2 separate regions of the Mus musculus genome follow, and region 2 is linked to region 1. Evidence: chromatin loops called from intact Hi-C (ENCODE). Cell type or tissue: left cerebral cortex. All regions are shown on one strand.

Region 1 (8,000 bases):
CAGCATGGTGGAAATATGGATAACTCAGAGAATTTTCCCTCTCATTTTTTCCCAAAATTTTCATAACTGTTCGTATTTATATTAACAAGAAACACATCACAGTGGTTCTGATACTTGGCTCCTATTACCATTTGTAACTTAAGGTGTTTCTTATTCCATTTCTGATCCTCAACTTGGATTCAATGCAGACTTCTATGGGAGTCATTTACTTTAGAGAATGGTGATATAAGTGTCTTAATTCATTCTCATATGGCCAATTATCTTTAATACAGTGAAACAAAAAAACAACAAAAGCAACCTTAGCCAAGGTCTTTATGTCTGGGTCAGCCATTGTGTTGGGTGCCTGCTTCTGGTGCCAGGAAGAGCTCACAGATGGTCTTGCCCAGCTCCATGAAAAACTTAAATGAAAGCCCCTGGCACAGACTGGGCAGTTGCAGTCGTTTCCCTGTCCAGTTACATTAGACAGTGGCAGGCCTGTGATTGGACAGGAAAAGAAAGGGAGGTGGAGCTAGGATTAGGGGAGACAGAGACCTCACAGGAGGAGAAGCAGGGGTGGGGATGGGGGCATGGGGGAGGGGAGGTATTGGAGGGGGGGTGCTAAGAAAGCCAAATGGAGGAGACGAGCAAGAAGAAGATCCTGATCCCGAGTGGTTTTAAACAGCCACAAGTAGCTAAGATTTTTCACAAGGTTAGAATAATTGGGGTAAAACTTTTATCATTATCAATTGGCTCTGAAATTATTGTATTGGCATCTTGTAAATTGTGATCTTATTGTTATATAAATCTGATTGGGTAATTAAGCTTTGGTGCACGCCTTTAATCCCAGCACTGGGGGGTGGGGGGGGGGGCAGAGGCAGGCAGATTTCTGAGTTCAAGGCCAGCCTGGTCTACAAAGTGAGTTCCAGGACAGCCAGGGCTATACAGAGAAACCCTGTCTCAACAACAACAACAACAACAAAAAGTCATGTTTCTACTGGTTAATTCAGTGTTGAGATGGCTGATCATGGGGTGTGTGGGGTGCTGTGTGGAATCGAGATGAACTCGCTAGCTGGGAGAGAGTAGCTGGGTGGTGGCCCACCAGTTCCTGTACTAGAACTTGAATGTGGACTGGCACGGCAGGAGAGATGGCAGGTCTACTTTTTTAATATTTCCCACAACTCTGGATGATTTCATCCACTGGTCTGATCACATACAAATGTGGCAAAAAGGAAAATGTATCATCTGGGCTCATTGGCTTGGTGGAAAAGGGAGTGTATTACAGTTACAAAAGATTATTCAGGTTTCCTGATTATAAAAAAAAATGACGATCTAAAAGATGGGACCATAGCTCTAACAGAGACATTTAAACTTTTATATACAGGCCCTTATAGAAGAGAACATTTTCCCCAGATACAATGTTTAAGACAGGCAGTCAGTCCATAACAATACTTTCATACCTCCTGAATTTCAATAGAACTAACTTACTGAAATATGCAATATGTTTTTACCTATATAAAGGGAAATTATAGAGCTTTTACAGATAGTCTTTGATAGTATAGATCAGGAAGACTTTTATCATTCAAATCCTATTTAAGGTTTCACAGACAAAGTATTTTAATTATTTGGTATTTACTTTTCTCACAAGTTATTCACTTATATTTCATATTATTTATTGCTGTTTAGGGTATATTTGTCTAGAGAATGTTGTTTGGATTGATTTGGAGTCAACTTTGGTCTTTACAAACATTCCATCTCTTTTTTCCCCATGGTAATCGGTTTTATTTGGGGGAGGTTGTGTTGGAGATTGGTTCTGAAGCTGTGATTCCATCGGGAATCTGCATTGAAGGTCCTTGTCCCCAATAGCTGGGCGTGGGGTGGGACACTGAGCGCTGTGCAGGTAGATGCAGAGAGGAACGAATAGAATTCCAATGACTCGGGGTAGAAGGGTGGGACGCAGGCGCAGGAGATGAAGCCTCTCTGCCCTGTGAGAACGGTGGGTGGCTCCTGGCCACTTCCCTGTTTGGGCCTGGGGTATCAGTGGAAGGTTTAGGAGTACCCACCCAGCCTTTGAGGTATCCAAAGCATTTAAAGTTAGCTAGTGTGTGTGTGTGTGTGTGTGTGTGTGTGTGTGTGTGTGTGTGTGTGTGTGTGTGTTTTCCATTTGCAAATCCAGATAGCCCCTGAGTGGATGCATGCATGCCACCCACCAGGAGCACAAACCGGTGTAGCATAAAACTCACCACTACAAGGTTATATGTTTGTATGTACATATGTGTAACATGCTTAGGGATGCTAGAGATTGAAGTCAGGTGTCCTCCTCACTCACTCTCCACCTCATTCACCTTATTGTTTGAGGCAGGGTTTCTTGCTGAACCACAGCTTCTTGACTAGAAAGGAATGGAAGGGAGGGCCTTTTGCCCATCTGAAGGACCTGCTTCTCCAAGTTCTCTGAGTTGACTTCATAATTTGTTCCGCCTTTGCTCGCCTGCCACTCTCCTGTACATGCACGCACAGAATCGCATACGCACACACGCATGCACACACACATGCACACGTGTGCACATACATAGCAAAACACCAGTTTGTCTAGACTAGTTGGCTAGCAAGCTCCAGAGATCAGTGTCCACATATAGTCACCACTGGATTGCATCACACATGGCTACAGCTGGATGAGAAGTTGATGCAGGGGTCCAAAGCTGGGTCTCTATGCTTGAGGCATTTCCCCAGCCAACCCTTTTGCTTTTTAAAAATGTCTTCCCTAGTATGTTGTTCACATAATAATCTTATTTTCTTGTAAATATATAACCCCATATCCTTGTAGAAAATCCAGAAAAAAAAAAAGTATAATCCCACCATGTTTTTCAAAGTCAAGACTACTTAAAAAAAAAAAAAAACTTATACATTGCAATCTTATTTTTCCAGTTAGTCATCTGTTGTATGTCTGTGAATTGTCCATCAACAGAATATTTTTAAAAAACATGCAGGGTTCACGTGAGTATATGTGCTGTCCTTGGATGCCTGACTAATATCTTCAGTTGCTTTTATGTATGCACATGGTTCCCTGGGGTAATGTTCTAGGAGTACATTGCTAGTACAAAACAACAAAAAAGTAACATTTATAAAGCACTTGTTAGGCCAAACTGTGTCCTTTATCAAGACTCTCCAATAATCCAATCCCCTAAGAATTACAGGCCATACTAAATAGTGTTACCATCTTATATTTGGGCTCAAAGAGTTGCTGACTCGTTAAAGCCCTAACTATTGTATGTGACAGGCCTCTTATACACTAATGCTAGGGCTATAGCGTTCATATTCCAGCTTGTTCTCCAGTACAGCGGCTGAACTGCTTCACACACCCATACCCTGTCATTTAATGCAGTGTAATATGTAGTCATTGTGTTCTTGTTCTATTTTTCCTGATGCTGTCTTCCAGGGCTATTGCCATATGCTTCTCTGGCTTGGGTTTCATTCACACCAAGTGTGTGTGCGCGAGTGTGTGTGTGTTTTACCCTGTGTATACCACAGCTTCCTCAGAGCATCTGCAGCCTTCCTCCTTCTCATCAAGACTTTCCGTTTCCTGTTCTTCCCACTTCTTGTTCACCCATCTGTTCAAGCAAGACTGGGCGCCTTTCCTGTCTCTAGCTGCTATTCTTGGCTGGTTCCTGCTGCTGCTGTCAGTGTTGGCTCCCATGTCTGCTTATCTTGTGATCTGAGGACACTCTTAGAAGCTGAGCAGAGCCCACCCCAGGACCCTTCTCGCCCTGTTTTGCTGCAAAACTGACAGTCACTCTTGTCCATAAGTGACCCTCAAACATGGTCTCCATTAGGGACAGTGGGAACAGCAGACTATGTGTCAGACCCTAGCATCTCACACATTACTGGAAGGAAGAATGTGAGAGAGGGGTTTCTGCCCATCTGAAGATCCTGCTCCTCTCAGTTCTCTGACTTGACTTCATTACTGGTTTTTCCTTTGCTCACCTGCCACTCTCCTGTACATGCACACAGACACTTGCATACACACACACACAAAACTTTGTTGACTGGATCCTTGTTTCCTGGAACATGCTTTTCTATCATTGCTTCTGATTCCTCCTCCTTCAGTACCTTCAGAATTCTAGAAAACATGCTCTCATTTCCATGCATCCTCCTGCATCTTCTCCAGAGCTTCCTACTCCTTTCTTGGCTTTAAGAACGTACAGACTGTATCTTCCTCTAAACTCATAGAGGCCAGGAGCCCACATCTCAACTGTTATTGTATTTTCTGCATGGCTTAACACAATGTAAATGAATGTATTTATTAATCAAGTTGATAAGGAAGTAAATAATAAATCATAAAACCTTATACTATTTAAAAAATATCAAAAAGGTACTGAAGGTATATAACTAACACCTGAAAGATGTATTTTATAAACAACCAAATTGCATAATATTCAGCCAACTTAATGCCCCTGTAGAAATGCCTTTCTTCTTTTAAATAAGGTCTCACCATGTAGTGCAGGCTGATCTTCAACTGCCAGCAATCTTCCTGCCTCACCCTTACAAGCAGTGGATTTGAAATGTACTACAATGATAAACCATTTCTAAACATTTTAGAAAGGAAATAGTTTAGTGAACCACTAGAAGTTAGTATCTCCATTACAGTTGGTAAATGTGCATTAAATCTTTGCTAGGAAAGCGTAGAACATGAATGTGAGTCCATCTAGGGAAGACATGGGCGAGCAGCCAAGGGATCTGGTTCTTGGTTGGCTGCCTAACCTGGAGCATATACTCCCAGAGAATATGGCTGACAGGAATATCTGTCAGTAAATGAGAGGATCTGCCACACAGGTTTGTTGTGAAGAGTAAATGGATCCATACATGAAAAGCTCATTGTGAGGGTCTATATACGCTCAGCCCATGGAGTGGCACTGTTAGCAGGTGTTCTCCGTGGTGGAGTAGGTGTGGTGTCACTGTGGGCGTGGACTTTAAGACCCTGATCTTAGCTGCTGGAAGCCAGTATTCTGCTAGCAGCCTTCAGATGAAGATGTAGAACTCTCAGCTCCTCCTGCACCATGCCTGCCTGGATGCTGCCACACTCCCACCTTGATGATAATGGACTGAACCTCTGAACCTGCAAGCCAGCCCTAATTAACTGTTGTCCTTGTAAGAGTTGCCTTTTTATCTGTTCACAGCAGTAAAACCCTAAGACACTCATTGTCCAGTTTATTTAATATCACTCTCCAAAAAGTTAGATGCTAGCTTTTTTTCTTTTCTAGTAAAGTATCCCCTGCCCTCTAACTCTTACCTATAAGGCTTCCAAATACAGTTTGCTGTGGTCTGTAGGTAGCCCAGCCTCGGGTGTCCAGTTCTTGCCTTATATATGGATTTGCTCTTCTAAACGTAGGACAATGCTGGATTCTGATGTCCCTTATTGATCTTTTGCCACATGAAGTTTAGAAACCAGAAACTACTATTTTCTGACAGTGAATCATAAATTTCTGTTCTTTAAGCCAGTTTCATTGTTTTAACTTAATTATGTTTTTAAAAACCGAAAAACTATATGACTTGACTTATTGAGTGTATGTCCTGGCAGGAATCTCCATGCATACTCATCTCCTTCTTCCATCATTTCTGGCAGACAGAGGTGTAAAGAAGAATTAAAGAACTTGTCAAAGTTATTCAACTAGAAAATGGGAAAAATGGGTTTTGAACCCAGGAATGTCTACTCCAGAATTCCATCATGACCCCACCACATTCCTTCCTATTACAGATAGTAGACGATGCAAGCAAGAGTAAACACAGTGAGCGGTTCCTTTCAGGACCATTAAGTGGTTGTTTTCATATGACCTCAGGGTGATTGGGCAAGCATTTCTTTTTTATTCAGAAGGCCAGTGTAATGAAAGGGAGTGACTGAAGCTGCCTTGTGGAGAGTATTGTTAGCTGCAGGGAGTGTACAGCCTGAGACACTAAGATAGAGATTAAAGTGGCTTCTGACAGTTTTAGAATTGCAATTATATAATATGATGAGAATAAGCGGCAAGCCACCCTTTGTTCCCACGTGATCCCATTTCTATTTATAAGCTGAGTGATAGCTGAAGGCTTTCAGAATGTTTTTCACATTCAGCAACCTCGTTGGGGATGAGAAACTGCATTTCAGAGTGCCAAATATAAGAGATTCTTGGCCCTTTGCACCTGCTTCAACCAGAGCAGTCCTCTTCAGTCTTAATGACCTTTCCCCGAAAATGAAGGTTTGAATGAATAAATGTGCCCTTTCCACAATGTTTGTGTGGATTCTGTATGTGTTGAGATTATAACAGAGCTCTTATAACAGAGCCCCCACATGAAAACGAAAATTTAGAAATTGTAGTTTCTTATCCTTCTAAATTTAGCAGCCAAGTACCTAGGGTAACCCATAGTTGCAAACCTTGTTCTGCCCATGGTCTCTATCAGATAGTGATAGCATCTAGCATGGCAGAGTAGCAGAGTGTGGACATTTGAGCTGCAAGCGCTTCTCCAGCTGCCCAGTACCTCACACCAGAAGGCCACACACAGCTCTTTTCTCTAAAATGTGTCCCTCCCAGCTTTCCCAAAGCAAGGCACTAAGTGCAATAAAGGCTTCTGAATAAGATAAAGTTCCTAAAGGCTGTTGTGTTTTAACTGATGTGGCTGCTAATCTAATAAACCATTACCCCACGTAAACAGAGTTTATTTCAACCAGGAAGCTTCTCTTTTCTGGTGTTCTTTGTATACTCTGGGTTGTCAATACCCTACCTACTAGCTACAACCAGACCCTAGCTTGAGTCCTAGGCTAGATGCTGGTTGGGTTTGTTACCACAACCAACAGATGACTCCGTGAAGGCTGCAAGAGGCTGGGGCCAAGCTTCCCAGAGCACTGTTTCTTGTTTCATTATAAGACTTGTGCACTCTACTGTATGGTCCACTTTCATGTCCCAACTCATTACCACTTTAAGTGCCTTGGGAGCAGAATTTGAGTATACATCCTCCAGAGGGTTGAGTTTCCACCAGGGCTGGAGAGGGAGATGGCCAAAGGCCACATGACTTGTCAGTGACAAGACAGGAATGGAACTTAAGTTTCTCTCATACAACAGCCGCCCACGTTCAACCATCTCTCAATACATAGGGGGCAGCTTCAAAATTGAATATCACAGGGAGGGTTCTGTTACTCCCTTCAGTCTGTGAGTTAGGAACTTGGACAGGGTTCATCAGGCTGTGCTTTGCTCCAGGTAATATTAACTGGATCTCTCTTCCTTACCTGGCTACAGCTATGATGGACTAAAAGATACCAGAACAACATTTTATCATGTCTAGAGTCCCACTGCTTCTCCTATGGCCATTCCTCCACCATGATTCTCTCTTGGATGCTCTAACCTGAACCTCGTATATAACCTCGAATATGTTAGGGAAAGCAGAATTTGCCAGGCTTTTAAACTTTCCCCAACGTGACATAGCTTGACTTTACGGCAGTCTCCAAATGAAGGCAGTGAGGCCAGTACAGATGCAAGAGATGGAGAGGGATTCTTGTAGGCTAACGAGACCACATGCACTTGAAAGAGAAGGAATATATGGTACCATCTCCTCAAACTGACTGCAGCTTTCACAGATGAAGAAATGCAGCCTTCTCTAATTGCCACAGCTATCTTACAGAACAGAGATGTGGAAAGGGATGGAGAAAGGAAGAGAGAGAAGCGGCCTGAAACAGCCCATCCATCCCTTTCACCTTGATGCCCGGTTAGAGTTGGATAGGTAACTCTGCCTGTCCCCATTAGCATCCTTCGGTTTAGCTCCTGGTGCTCTTTATCCTTATTGGAGAGCAGGGGAAGCTGTTGAACTTCACAGGAGACATAAAGAACATGGGAAGTGCTTGTGTAATACTCACTTTTCGAGCGCTGCTACGTCTGGCTTTGTCAAACATTTCAGTGCACATTGCTAAGACCTCTTGAGGTTGCAGTTCAGTCACTGCTTCTTCAGTGCTGTGTACATGTGTCTTCAAAGTGCAGCACACCTACAAGGGACCTTTTCAA
Region 2 (8,000 bases), 370 kb after region 1:
CCCAGTCAGCCATCATGACATGATATCGTGGGAAGCTCTCAGCTTTTGGCCTAGAGCTGACCTCATGGCCGCCAGCTCCAGCAGTAAGGGGGGAAGTTCTGTGCACCAGAGGTGATTGGGAGTCAGCACAGCTTTGCAGAAGGTAGAATTCCATGGAGCGCTTGCTCTGCTCTACAGTTCACCATCCCCAGACACTAGCTCCCTCTGCCTAGGGACTGCAGGAGCTCAGGCTGAATGGCAGCCTTAACACTAGCCATGGCCGGCTCCCCTGTCTGTTTACTTGTTACTGTGTTTCCCTTGGCTGTCTGCCATCCGGACATTTATGAATAATTCTCAGGATGATAAGTTATCCCCTCTCTCCACACTGCCAGGATTCCTTCCTCTGCAGTCTTGTGCATTTTCAACAGAGTTTGAAGGCAGAGATGAGTGTGTAGACCTTGACTTTCACATAGATGCTGTGACTAGGAGCTTGTCTGGGAACCAGGGCTTAAGTCTATGTCCTCAAGCCATCTACTTCTTCTGCTTCTTGCCTTCCATGGCTTCTTAAAGTCCAACGTGCCTGTGATCTCCAGGAGCTGCTTTCCCAATAGCTGACTCGGTGGGCCTCGTCCCTGGCATTTCCCACCGGCCATTCCAACGCATGGCAAATGAACTCTAGTGCCACCGGTTCCCTTCTTGCAATGCAAGGGCTTTCAAAGATTTTTTTTTTAAGCAGAAGAAGAGTCAGAAGCAAAGTTCAGGAAGAAGTGAAAGCTGTGCACTTTCAAAAAAAACGATCCCAAACCAGTTACTCCCCTTTCTACTTTCCATTCTCCTGCTAAATACAGATGCTAACCTCTCCTAAGAACCATTCTCTCAAGAGACACAATGATCAGGCTTGCAAAGTAGCAGAAGGAAAGCCACCTAGGACAGCCACAGTGGTGAGTGCCAATCCATCTAAAGGGCCCAAGGACACTTAAGGCATAGCTCTGCTTGGCCCACAGGGAATGACACTGTTATGTCCTTGTTGGAATCGATGTGGCCTTGTTGGAGGAAAGTGTGTCACTGTGGGGGTGGGCTTTGAGGGCTCCTAGTGCTCAAGTTCTGCCCAGTGTGGAAGAGACAGCTTCTCCTGGCTGCTTTCTAATCGAGATGTAGAACTCTTAGTCTCTCTGGCACCATGTCTGCCTGCATGCTACCATGCTTCCTGCCATGATAATGGACTGAAACTCTGAAACTGCAAGCCAGCGCCAATGAAATGTTTTCCTTGTACGGGTGGCCTCGGTCATGGTGTTTCTGCCCAGCAATGGAACCCTAACTAAGACAGTATGCCAGGCTGGCATTCTTCCTTCTCCGTGGACTGTTAGCTCAGTGCTGTGTGCATCATGGGCTTCTTGATATCTGCATCTTGCCCTCCAGTCCTTGTCAGATTTTTGCACAGTGACAGGCCGCGCATGCCTAGGGCCATCGTCCCCACAGAGAGGACTCTCACACATCATCACATTTATCTATAGTGGTGAGCAGCTGACTGCTTCTTTCCAATTTGAAACAGGCGTTTTTGTAACCGGAAGGGATGGCTGTGTATTTTAAAGCGCACTCATCCTAACTGAGGTGTTAACTGCTGAAATACACTGGGAGGTAGTACTTTTAGATGGGTAAAAATCTTAGCCTTGACTCCTGATTTCTGTTTAGACTTTGATGACTAAATTTCTCTAGAAGACAAGTTATTTTGGGCAGAGTGTGGAATAAGACTGGCTTCATTTCAAATGCAAGCTTGCCATTTCATACATTTCGCCTCCACATTCTTTCATTTCGACTTCCAGAGCCAGGGATCCTGAACTTTCCTCTGCTTTAAAGGCAAGTGATGTGGGCACGGGACATGGCAGCAGGCGCCAGGACACGGCAGTGGGCACGGGACACGGCAGCAGGCGCCAGGACACGGCAGTGGGCTTGGGACATGGCAGTGGGCACCAGGACACAGCAGTGGGCATCAGGACAAGGTAGTGGGCACGGGACATGGCAGCAGGCGCCAGGACACGGCAGTGGGCTTGGGACATGGCAGTGGGCACCAGGACACAGCAGTGGGCACCAGGAGGAGGCAGAGAGCACAACAGGTAAATTGTACTTTAAAGCCTGGGAAGAAAATTTTCTATTTTGTAGGGGATTTTTATTTTAAAACAAAAAGGATTTAAAATACTAAAATTTAAAAGATACAAACAGGAATCATTAAGCTAAAATCTTGAACAAATGCCAAACGAGTCCTATGGTTTGACAAATGTAAAGGCTCCGGCTCCTCAGCCCATCAAAGCCTCGTATTATAGGAAAACTGAAAATCACAGCTTTCAAAACAACTTAAAACTCTCCATCTCTCCGTTCTGGAAGCTTCAGGGCCATCGCAGGAAGTATTCTAAAGGTCAGCTTTTTTTTCTGCCTGGCCTTCCTGCTTTGTGTTGATTCTGACCACTGACGTTTAAACACTGAGATAGCAAAAACTGATCCCCCTGCCTCGGCTATTTTTAAGACGTTGTTGAGTTCAGGTGTGACCTTCACTCATATCCCAATACATGACTAGCACTTATAAAAGAGTTACTTTTTTTTTTCCTTTCAAAGCAAGGATGAAAAATTATTCATAAAATAAACCCTCTGCCAATTCAGAAACAGAAGTGCCTGAAAAAAATTTTTTTTTGACATGCCACTTTAGGGGTAAAAACCAGGTTACTGCTGCACACGTTTGTTTGAAGCAGCTTTTGGAGCACAGCAGTACCCCAGAGTCCTGTCGCCTCCACGAGGTTCCTTCTTACTCTGCGTCTGTAGGCTGGGTCAGCACAGACTGACAGGTAGGGCATTGGCCTTCAGCCATGGTAAGACTCTGGCTCTCCAAGAAAGGGCACACACTCTGGGAGGATGCTGTCCTTACTAAGGCAGGAGACTAAACCAGGACATTTGAGGAGCACCTTCAATGTGAAGTGAAACCTTCATTCAATGACAGTTAATGCACTGAGAAAACTAGGATCTATACCATTCTATGAAATTGTTCTATTTGAAAGCTCATTAGTTGATTCCAAATTCCCCACATCCTGTCGGTTTCTTTTTTTTTTTTTTTAAACCTTAAATGTTGATATTGAGGGTTGAATGACAGGCAACGAGCAGATGAAGGAGCAGTGGAGAATGGTCTGAAACCTCCTGTGTGAGGTAGTGAGCTTCTGGATCTATTGCCGTGGTGCACAGAGGCTGGGGAAGGCCGGAGGAGATGCTGGATCAGCTACGGGAGACTTGAAGATTATTTCTACGCAGATCATTTCATTTTTACTTAATCAAATAAATAGCGAGTATTTCCATGGGGGTAGGGACAACTTAATACGAAACTAGTTAGTCTGATGCTGGAAACGCAGGCATGAAGAAAAACCAAGCCCCTGATTCGTAGGACTTACAGGCTTGAAGGTGGGGCAAAGTAAAGTGAACCAGAATGCAAATAACTCACACTTTCAATTGTGGTAACTGCTACAAAGCAGAAGTATTAGCAATATTAGATATTAGCTATGATAGATATTGATGGTGGCACAGCATATCCTCAAGGGTTCCTAAATCCGAGCAGGAAGCTTATGTGCAAAGGTGGGATGGAGTCCTCCTCTCTAGAGAAAAGGAAAAGATTATAAAAGTTAGAAGCAACATGAATTACCAATGAGGGAGCAGGAGAGCAAGCAAGCTATGACTGGTCAGTCAAGGCTTCGCTGACTGAACTGTGTTCCTGTGTTATCCAACCAACCTAAGCAACAGAACTCTCAAATTCCAGATAGGGACATGGCTGCCTCCAGTAAAAACTACATTTCCCAGAATCCTATCTGATGTGGTTCTGCTGGATGAGATATAAACAGAAGTACTAGAAGCAACTTGGGGGGAAGTATCTTTAAAGCAGAGGGTGTATTCTTCCATTTTCCAATTGGTAGGAATGCTGACAAGATGGTAGGATTTTGCCCCTGAACTGTGTTGTAAGAGCCACATTCTAAAGAGAGCAGCACTAGATGCCTGACACCATGGCAGGGGACACAGGAGTTCCAGGTAGAGACCTGGACTTCTTGATGGGAGAAAATTACACTTAGATTTAAATTATACTTATTTGAGCCTTATGTCTGTCTCTTCTAAGCCAATTCTAAACCAATAGTAACTCATTTTAAAACTTTTTAAAAAAACAGTTAAAGAACTGTGTTTTGACTGTTGAATGACTATTAAACCTTAAGGTCCCTGACTAGATACTAAGCATAAGAAACAAACTCCGGGAATATTTGTTTACATTCTGTTTGTTTATTCACTAGCGTAATAATTTGGTATAGTGTTCCTTGCAAAGTACATTTGATAGTATAGAAGACAAAAGTCACCAACAACTAATGCCTTCTTTAAAAGGCATCACTAGCAAACCACAGGTCACTAATGAAGGCTAATAAAACTCACTAGTGACTCCGAGAAAGTGGATGTAGCTACCGTAAGGCAAAAGCTTGCTCGCCAACTCCTCTCTGGTTCAGGGGCAGTGGAAAGCACTCAGGCTCAAAGCAGAAACTTTACAGAAAGCTTTTGTTTGTTCAATTCAATAATTAATAGATCTCTGCTGACCAGACGGAGCAAAGTAAACAGGCAAAGATCACTCCCTTGTTTGAAATCAGGAATTAGCTAGGAACACTCAGCTAGGCCCTGGGCTTCAGACACTTACTGATGAAAGCTGCCTTTTCTATGCTGTTGCTGAAGCTGGTCTCCGGGACTGCTGAGATCTTACAAATGAACGCCACCTCCTTGCAGGAAAGAAACCCAGAACTGTGCCAGCAAAGGGAGGTCGCAAAACCTTAGCAAGCCAACTCTTTGACCATTTGCAAGCACGGAGAAAGCAGGCTGAGGAGGACCAAGACAAATGGATGTCAGAAAAATCTCTGAGTCCATCCCCAGGACTCACACAGGAATAAGAAAGAACTGACTTCTGCACACATCAGAGCCAATGTGTGCATGCGAGGGTAATCACAGGCTTGCGTGTGCATATGTGCACACACAAACACATTGCGCAATAAATAGTCTCAGGTGACAACTGTAACAGGAAAGAGGGGTGTTTTGAGAATCTCTGATCCAGAGGGTGTGTGCCAGTGAATACAAAAGGAGCAGAGGAGTGAATGTGTTGTGATGTGAATGAAGAAAAGCCACTCACATGCATAAGCAAGTGACATGCCTTTAGAGTCACTGAGGGGACTGAGAGCAGTCACGAGGCTCTGCCGGAAGTGAAACAGAGATACTTGGGCATGTCAGCACTGTTCAGATTGTCATATGAGGACATCTGGTTTGTATGACTTGAAATTTTCTTTTCCTGAAAAGCAGGAAACTGATACAAGTGGCTAGAAAAATTAGATAACAGATTAGAAAAACACCGAGGAACTTGCTCTTGAGAGTCTGTAGCAGGTGACTTTGAAACACCCATTTCTTCTGTGAAGATCTCCATTTCTGAACCCAACTACCGTAGGTAGGGTTTTACTGCTGTGAACAGACACCATGACCAAGGCAACTCTTATAAGGACAATATTTAATTGGGGCTGGCTCAATTCAGAGATTCAGTCCATTATCATCAAGGCAGGAACATAGCAGCATCCAAGCAGACATGTGGCTGGAGGAGCTGAGAGTTCTACATCTTCATCTGAAGGATGCTAGAAGAAGGCTCACTTCCAGGCAGCTAGAATGAGGGTCTGAAAGCACACCCCCACAGTGGCTCACCTACTCCAACAAGGCCACACTTCCTAATTGTGCCACTCCCTGAGCCAAGCATATACAAACCATAACACCAGCACACCTTTGGAAGTCAAAAAGAATAAAACTGGAATAAAAGCAATTCTTGTGTTCAACTAATATTAGAGGTTCTAATCAGTACATGGGAAAGAAATAAAAGGGTAGGACTACTAGAACAAAATAGTCACTCATTTAAAATTGACGTGAAGTCTATGTGGTCAGATCTAAGAGTCAGAGAGTTCACCCAAAAATGTGAGCTAAAGAGCTGAGGAAGTTCACTACATTAAAAAGAAGGAGGGGGGAGAGGGAAGAAGGAGGACAAAGCAGGGTGGCACAAGTCTTTAATCCCAGAACTTGGGAGGCAGATGCAGGCAGAGTTTCAAGGGTAGCCTGGTCTATACAGCAAGTCCAGGCCAGCAAGAGATTCATACTGAGACCCCATCTCAAAAACAAACAAAAAGACAAGACCCAAAGAAATATGAGAAAAGTTAAATGCATCTCTGCACACTTGCACAAGTGGAACACACAATTCTAAAGAGGCAGCCATTTTTTTCCAATTTTTTATTAGGTATTTGCTTCATTTACATTTCAAATGCTATCCCGAAAGTCCCCTATACCCTCCCGCCCCCTGCTCCCCTACCCACCCACTCCCACTTCTTGGCCCTGGTGTTTCCCCTGTACTGGGGCATATAAAGTTTGCAAGACCTAGGGGCCTCTCTTCCTAATGATGGCCAACTAGGCCATCTTCTACTACATATGCAGCTAGAGACTCGAGCTCTGGAGGTACTGGTTAGTTCATATTGTTGTTGCAGACCCCTTCAGCTCCTTGGGTACTTTCTCTAGCTCCTCCATTGGGTGTCCTGTTCCATCCAATAGCTGGCTGTAAGCATCCACTTCTGCATTTGCCAGGCACTGGCATAGCCTCACAAGAGATATCTATATCAGGGTCCTTTCAGTAAGGTCTTGCTGGCATATGCAGTAGTGTCTGCTTTTGGTGGCTAATTATGGGATGGACCTCCAGGTGGAGCAGTCTCTGGATGGTCCATCCTTTCCTCTCAGCTCCAAACTTTGTCTCTGTAACTCCTTCCATGGGTGTTTTGTTCCCAATTCTAAGAAGGGGCGAAGTGTCCACACTTTGGACTTCGTTTTTTTTTTTTTTTGTTTTTTTTTTTTAGTTTCATTTGTTTTGCAAATTGTATCTTGGGTATTCTAGGTTTCTGGGCTAATATCCACTTATTAGTGAGTGCATATCAAGTGACTTCTTTTGTGATTGGGTTACCTAACTCAGGATGATATGCAGATCCATCCATTTGCCTAAGAATTTCATAAATTCATTGCTTTTAATAGCTGAGTAGTACTCCATTGTGTAAATGTACCACATTTTCTGTATCCATTCCTTTGTTGAGAGACATCTGGGTTCTTTCCAACTTCTGGCTATTTTAAATAAGGCTGCTATGGCCGGCCATGGTGGCTCACACCTTTAATCCCAGCACTTGGGAGGCAGAGGCAGGCGGATTTTTGAGTTCAAGGCCAGCCTGGTCTACAGAAGTGAATTCCAGAACAGCCAGGGTTACACAGAGAAACCCTGTCTCGAAAAAAAACAACAACAAACAAACAAACAAAAACAAAAAAAAGGCTGCTATGAACATAGTGGAGCATGTGTTCTTATTACCAGTTGGAACATCTTCTGGGTATATGCCCAGGAGAGGTATTGCTGGATCCTCTGGTAGTACTATTTCCAATTTTCTGAGGAACCGCCAGACTGATTTCCAGAGTCATTGTACAAGCTTGCAATCCCACCTACAATGGAGGAGTGTTCCTCTTTCTCCACATCCTCACCAGCATCTGCTGTCACCTGAATTTTTGATCTTAGCCATTCTGACTGGTGTGAGGTGGAATCTCAGGGTTGTTTTGATTTGCATTTCCCTGATGATTAAGGATGTTGAACATTTTTTCAGGTACTTCTCAGCCATTCAATATTCCTCAGTTGAGAATTTTTTGTTTAGCTCTGTGCCTGATCTTTTAATGGGGTTATTTGGTTTTCTGGAGTCCATCTTCTTGAATTCTTTATATATATTGGATATTAGTCCCCTATCTGATTTAGGATTGATAAAGATTCTTTCCCAATCTGTTGGTGGCCTTTTTGTCTTATTGACAGTGTCTTTTGCCTTACAGAAGCTTTGTAATTTTATGAGGTCCTGTTTGTCAATTCTCGATCTTACAGCACAAGCCAGGAATTTTCCCCCTATGCCCATATCTCCAAG

What was found. Hi-C counts contacts between places; a loop is a spot of excess contacts. Peaks named below come from ENCODE experiments on the same cell type or tissue, not always from the same donor. Only the 100,000 strongest peaks of a DNase experiment are listed, where the experiment ranks them.
Region 2: a loop joins it to region 1, with 10 times the contacts of the local background. A loop is called at or near these places in 3 of 42 quality-filtered maps.

The regions. Positions count from the first base shown.
Region 1 is chr17:50,759,173-50,767,172 of GRCm38, reverse strand. The region is part of intron 18 of Tbc1d5 (TBC1 domain family, member 5); the gene reads left to right. Among named protein-coding and RNA genes, the nearest start is that of Gm41598, 28 kb to the left of the region's middle. In left cerebral cortex, no CTCF peak of the experiment used is centred here; DNase peaks (open chromatin) are centred at 3,545, 4,045, 4,732 and 6,009; H3K27ac peaks cover 3,679 bases.
Region 2 is chr17:50,386,181-50,394,180 of GRCm38, reverse strand. No RefSeq gene overlaps it. Among named protein-coding and RNA genes, the nearest start is that of Gm30958, 7.0 kb to the right of the region's middle. In left cerebral cortex, no CTCF peak of the experiment used is centred here; DNase peaks (open chromatin) are centred at 1,621, 2,425, 2,714, 3,801 and 1 more place; H3K27ac peaks cover 2,486 bases.